Regions from separate parts of the Homo sapiens genome. Here region 2 is linked to region 1. Evidence: chromatin contacts called from ENCODE Hi-C or POLR2A ChIA-PET data. All regions are on one chromosome and are shown on one strand. Each heading gives the region's core, a stretch centred on a gene start or an enhancer-like site at or near the end of the contact. The rest is flanking DNA. Distances are from core to core; before and after follow the strand shown.

The links. Hi-C counts contacts between places; a loop is a spot of excess contacts on that map. ChIA-PET counts read pairs that join two places held with the same protein, here RNA polymerase II (POLR2A). Pooled maps may share reads with other maps.
Region 2: a loop to region 1 is called in a pooled map, with 2.5 times the contacts of the local background. The contact joins two enhancer-like sites. A Hi-C loop is called at or near these places in 1 of 50 pooled maps. POLR2A ChIA-PET finds 5 or more read pairs at or near these places in 5 of 52 experiments (Caco-2, GM12878, activated CD4-positive, alpha-beta T cell and 2 more).

Annotation. Positions count from the first base shown.
Region 1 is chr2:42,958,066-42,961,175 of GRCh38, forward strand. All of the region lies in intron 2 of LOC112268413 (a long non-coding RNA gene), which reads left to right. Among named protein-coding and RNA genes, the nearest start is that of LINC01819, 80 kb to the right of the region's middle. Within about 2 kb of position 1,491, at least 15 of the 41 ENCODE cell types and tissues checked have a DNase peak (open chromatin) inside an H3K27ac peak, as active enhancers do.
Region 2 is chr2:43,249,752-43,252,788 of GRCh38, forward strand. The region is part of intron 36 of THADA (THADA armadillo repeat containing); the gene reads right to left. Among named protein-coding and RNA genes, the nearest start is that of LINC01126, 24 kb to the left of the region's middle. Within about 2 kb of position 1,625, at least 8 of the 41 ENCODE cell types and tissues checked have a DNase peak (open chromatin) inside an H3K27ac peak, as active enhancers do.

The DNA of each region.
Region 1 (3,110 bases), core at 241-2,740:
GGGGTCCTGGATACGGTCAGCACTGGGGGTGCCACTGGTGCCATCCAGCTTAGGGACATATGGATTCCTTCTCTCAGACTCCTCTGCCTGCCCCCTCTGCTCTCCTTTCCAGCGTTCACAACCCTGCCTCTCCCCGCGGAATGCCTGACTCCACACCACATGCATTAAAGCTGCCATCTGTACCGCCCTCATGGTGTGCCAGGCATCCAAGTATTTTACATACACACACACACACAATGTCAGTCAATCCTTGCAATACCCAAGTGAGGAAGGTATTACTACCATTATCTCCGTTTTACAGATCAGAAAACTGAGAAGTGAAGAGTATAGGGAAGTCTGCGTGGCTCCGGCCAGGCTGCTGCTGGAGGACCTCTACCTTCTCACCCCCAAGGACATGGGCATGGTGTTGATGGAGAAAGGAAATGGCTCACTCCGGGGGGTGTCCCTCATTCTGGTCCTCTTGAGCAGTCACTCTTCCATCTGTCCTGATGGTCATGGCTGGGAATCATGGCTGGGAATGGGGTCAACAGAGAAGAGCTTCCTCCCTCTTCTTCTTCCTTTATGTCTTTTCATCTCTGCCCACTCTCTACATCTTTTCCTTTCTCCCTTCTCACTTTATGTTTCTTTTATCTGCATTTCTCTCTCTCTCTCCCCGTCTCCTCTCTCTTTCCCCCACACCCCCGCCCCCAGGGTCTTGCTCTGTCACCCAGGCTGGAATGCAGTGGCACAAACAGGCTCACTGAAGCCTCGACCTCCTGGGCTCAAGCGATCCTCTCACCTCAGCCTCCCAAGTAGCTGGGACCACAGGTGCATAGCACTACACCCAGCTAATTTTTAAAATTTTTTGTAGAGGCAGGGGTCTCACTATGTTGCCCAGGCTGGTCTCAAACTCCTGGACTCGTGCCTCGGCGTCCCATAGTGCTGGGATTACAGGTGTGAGCCACCTCTGCCAGCTGGATTCTTTCAGCCCCAGCCTAGGCAGTCGCACCTGGCCTGCACCCTCTCAGCCCTGTATCTGCCTCTGGGTGTACCCGCTGCACAGAGCATCCCAACCCGTGGACTTGGGAGATGGATGGCTATCAAGCAGCCATTTTCTCTGTGTGCGACTTCTCACACTCTTCTGTTAGCCCCACTGCTCCATCACACTGGCACCCCCAGGGCAGGGTTTGTGCCTCCCTCACCAGTTGGAGACACTACCCCTTCTCCTCAGATCCTCTCTCTGCCCCCCTCACCCTTCCTTGTTTCACTGGCTATCCTTTGGGCCCTCTGGATCTGGGGCTGTGTGCTTGGTGTGGGCCAGCACAGAGCAACAGGGGCCCAGACACACCCAGAAAGAGCTCCCTGGAGGGCAGAAAGGCAAGCCAGGGAAGAGGTCAGCCTTGCAGAGTGTTGCTTTTTTGGCTTTTCTGAAAGTTGCGAAAATGTGGCTTTGTCTGAGCGAGTTAAAACAAAAAAATCAATGGTACCTCCCACAGATGATACTGTTGCTCAGGCTCCTGGAGCCACAGTTGGTAGACAAATAACACATAAAAATAGCCTGTGTTTCCCAATCTTATGGCCTCTGGGGGCTGCAGGGGGAGAGGCCTTGGCTGAGCAGGGTTTTCTGGCCCATTGTTTGCCTGCCCTGGGTTAGGGGTGGGCGTGGGGGCTGTTCGTGGGCACAGCAATTCCCGGTCAAAGAAGGGAGGAGGGTGAGTTCTTGGCGAGGATGAGCAAGATAACGCACACTTGAATGGGGTAGCTGTTTGATGTTTATTTTTCCTTTCCCAGGCCAAGAAATTTAGCACACTCCATTTTGAACTTCAGTTTCCACCAACTTTTTCCCCCAGCCTTTTCTTTTTTCTGAAAGTGTGCAAGGAGGACTGAGATACAAGGTCTTATTTCCATCTGGCCTCTGGCCCAGGAGCCTCGACCAAAAAGTTACTTAAGTCATATTTCCATCATTTGCAGATGGCTGTGTATTTATTTCTCACCAAAGTAAAATCCCAAATGGGCTTCAGATATTTGCACGAGTCAAAACTGCTTCCTCCTGGCAGGGCTAGGAAAGGGGCTTTGATCCTTCTGAGAAAACAGAAATGTTGGCCCTGGCCCAGAGAGGATGGTGCATTTAGGGGTTCCCATAACTACCCAAGATCCAGGCCCTGATGGGGTGAAGTGAGCTCTGGGGGCTGGAGAAGCCATATCCCTGAGATGGGCACAGGGCTTTGAGAAGCAAGCTGGAGACAGCTGAGTGATGAGGGCAGAAATCAATGCAGGTGGGGTCACCGAGCAGGTGAGTGGCCCAGAGTAACCCTCTGGAGGACCAGCCACCATCTGAACTCTGTGAGCAAGCCTGTGTGTGGAGGAAAAGCCAAACTGTGGAAAATTACTTGGGGAGAAACTGCCGCTCCCAGACACAGGGCCTGCTGTTGGGCCTGTGTTGTCGGCCCCGTCTCTTTCTTTGCGCCCTCATCCCCAGGGCGCTGAGCCTGGCACAGGGAGACAGCCGTGGCCTGAGTGCCCAGGCTGGTTCATCCCTGGGTCAGGAAGGGCAGCCCAGTTTGTGCTGTGGTAGGGCCTCTCCCTGGCACCAGGGGTGCCCTCACCTCCAGGGCAGAAATCCATTCAGGACTCACTGTCCCCCTCCCCATGTCCCACCTCCTGGCTCCTAGGAGGAGAGGGTCTGAGTGAGCATGGTGAGGGCCTCTCCGAGTAGGGGAGGACCCCTTAGGGCTGAGGAGGGCAAACTGGAGGGACCACAAAGGTGAAGAGAATGGCAGCCAGCCGAATGCCAAAAACTGGCTTTCCAATCACTTCTCTCCTCTCCCCATTCCTGTTGCGGTTTGTGGATGTCCAGTGCACATCTGCATCGCTCCCTCTGCTTCTTGGCTCTCGTTTTCCTCTGTTTTGGCTTCAGGCATCCCTTGCAACAGTGCTGATCTCTGTAAAGTGAATCCTGTGTTCCTGTTGCCATGCATTTTGAGACCTCAGATGTGTTCCCATAGCTTTGGGAAGGGGCATATGAGCCCCCAGGGGAGCTGAAGGCTGCGTAGAGGAACAGACCCTATGCATGGATGAGGCGGAATACTGCGAATATCACTGTGCCACTTCCAGAACTTTCCAGGGTTCCT
Region 2 (3,037 bases), core at 375-2,874, 290 kb after region 1:
TTCAAGTGACCCTGAATCTTCTCAGTACCCCATCCCCTTCCCACCCCCATCCAAGCTGTCTTTCTTCTGATTACCAGCATCTCTGTGGTGACCATACTCTTTTTTCTTCGGTTTATTTCCAGATCTAACAGAATGATGACATTGTGCCAATTCTCAGTGTCTTGGGAGGTGGGGATAGGTTGGAACATGCCTGCTATTCCTTGTCAGAGCAGACCTGGGGAGGATGTCCATCAAGAAAGGACCTCCAGTTCCTCAATAAGTCAAAGAATTACCATGTGACCCACAATTCCACTCCTAGGTACATACCCAAGAGAACTGAAAGCAGTACCCAAATAAAAGCTTATACATGAATGTTCATGCAGCACTATTCACAGTAGCCAAGAGGTGGAAACAACACAAATGTCCATCCATTAATGGATGAATGGATAAATAAAATGTGGTAGATCCATACAATGGACCATTACTCAGCCATAAAAAGAACTAAAAGTGCTGATTCACGCTACAGCATGGATGAACCTTGTAAACATTATGTCTAATGAAAATAGCCAAGCACAAAAGGTCATATATAAATCCATTTATATGAAAAAACTTAATAGGAAAAGTCACGGAGACAGAAAGCAGACTGGCAGTTGCCAGAGGCCAGGGGATAGTGGGGACTACTTAATGGGTACAGGGTTTTTAGGGAAGTGATGAAACCGTTCTGGAACTAGATAGTGGTAATGACTGCACACGACTGTAAAAGTACTAAACGCTACTGGAACTGTATACTTTAAAATGATTAATTTTATGTTTATTTCATCTCAATAATATATAAACATGAAAAAAGAAAGGGGCTGGGCATGGTGGCTCACACCCGTAATCCCAAAACTTTGGGAGGCCAAGATCGAAGGATCCTTAAACCCAGGAGTTTGAGACCAGCCTGGGCAACATAGTGAGATCGTTTCTCTATAAAAATAAAATAAAATAAAATAAAATACAGTAAAATAAAATAAAATAAAAGGACCCTCATGGGGATGGAGCAGGATAGTGTGTCAAGAACAGAGGACAATGGGTAATTCAATTCTGTGTCCCTGAGGCGTTAAAGCAAAGGGAATGGGCAGGAAAGTGGGCCCATTTGCTTTAAAGGGATTGGGCCTCTTCAATGAGTATTTCTCCCCAGGATGCATTCTCCAAAGACTAACCCTAAGAAGGGAGGTGAGGGGTGGACAGACGAAGGTGAACAGAGGGGTTAAAACAAGAGTGAAAAGGGGTCAGGCCTCCTTCCCTGTTTGCTGGGGTCTGGGCTCACACAAGGACAAGAAGACTGGAAAGGTTGCAGCCTGAGAGGGGTGGTCTGCACAGCCACCAAGAAGGGAACCCTTGCTTTCTGGTAATAAAGCAAGACATTTCACATCTGAAATCACCTGCATGGTAAGACTCAAATGTAAGTGGATCCTGTGAAACACAGTTTTATGCAGAGAGCAGAGATCAGATCAGATCACAAAGCTGCAAAGAGAAATCTCTTTACCTAAATTACACAGAACCACTCGTCTGGTTTCCATTTCACTGCCTGAGTCTGTTTTATAGTTGTGCTTTTTCATGAAGGCTTTTAAGGGAGGCTATACCCTGACATCATGTGGAAAAAATGTCCAAATACAATTACATTACAGAGCAGCACTCTTGGAAGAGAAGGCAGCCCTGAAGCCTGCTGGTGTCCTGTTTCCTCTCCTTTAAACCCATTTGTTGCTCTCTGCTCTCTAAAAGCAGAAGCCCCCAATCCCAGCTCACCTGGTCTGCTTCCTGTCTCTGTCAGCGTGCGAAACACCGGTCTGGGAAATACAGCAATCTAAGGTACTGTGGGACTGTGTACTCCCGAGTGGGAGATGTGGCAGGGCCACAGGGAGCTGTGTCCAGCTGGGGCATGCCTAGCACCAGCCCACAGGCCTGAGCCAGCTTGTCTCATGTCATGCACCTTACAATCATGGTGAGGAAACAGGGCCTCCCTCTGTTGGCTTTCTCAGAAATCTACTCCAAAACCTCCTACCTCCTCCCCTATCCTCATGCCTTTTTCAGATGTGTCCCCATGTTCAGGGAATAGTTTTTCTCAAAAGCTCTTATGAAAAAATAGTTCCCCTCAATTAAAATCTGTCATATTGTGAGCAAATTCTCCATATGTGTCATCTTTTCCGTGTTTCTTCCTCCTCCCGGCAGAAGCTACCATTCTCCTGATTTTCCATTCGGGGCTGTTCCTTCTGTCCCTGAGTCTCTGACTTGGACGGAATAGCAAACTCCTTCTGCCACTCCTAGATAATCCCCCTGCCATTCCCCACAATCTCTCTTTTGAAGTCCATACTAACCATCTCCCCATTCTTGCTGGCTACAGACCTGGCCTTCTTCAATGACTGCGCCATGGCCACCCCATCTGGGACTTCCACATCCATAAAGATGTCCCTCCCAGTATTTGCTTTCACCATTTTTCAACCTCTTCAATTCAAATACTCCCCATCTCTGATTTTACTCTACTCCCAATTAACCATGATGACATCTGAGAACTTGTCATTATTTAGAACTGTTTCAACTCAAGATCTCAAATTCTAAGTTTTATCATCACTTTGAAATGAACATCAGTATCATTGCGAACGTTTAGTGGGTACTTATGTGCAAGGCACTATCATATGTACTTCATATATATTAATTATAATGACCTTTTAAAGTAGGTTTTATGAGCCCCATTTTATAATGGGGTATAACAGAGAGACACAGTTTAGGATTTGGGATTTAAGCCACATAGTCTACACACTATGGCTCCCACATCATATGGCCTCTTTAATATTCCTAACACGACTGTTTAACCTTCTACCTTTTCCACTGAAATTACCCACGCCCCCTACTCCTGACCACATCCTTGACCTTGCCCTCTCTCCCAGGCTATTATTCTACATTATCCAGGATTCCCCAGGCCTGTGATGATCTTCCTAGTCCCCAGTGCTCTTGTCAATCTGATCTGCCACCAGGCTCAACAATGTTCCCTAGCCACCTCTCCCCAAACCCAATCTAC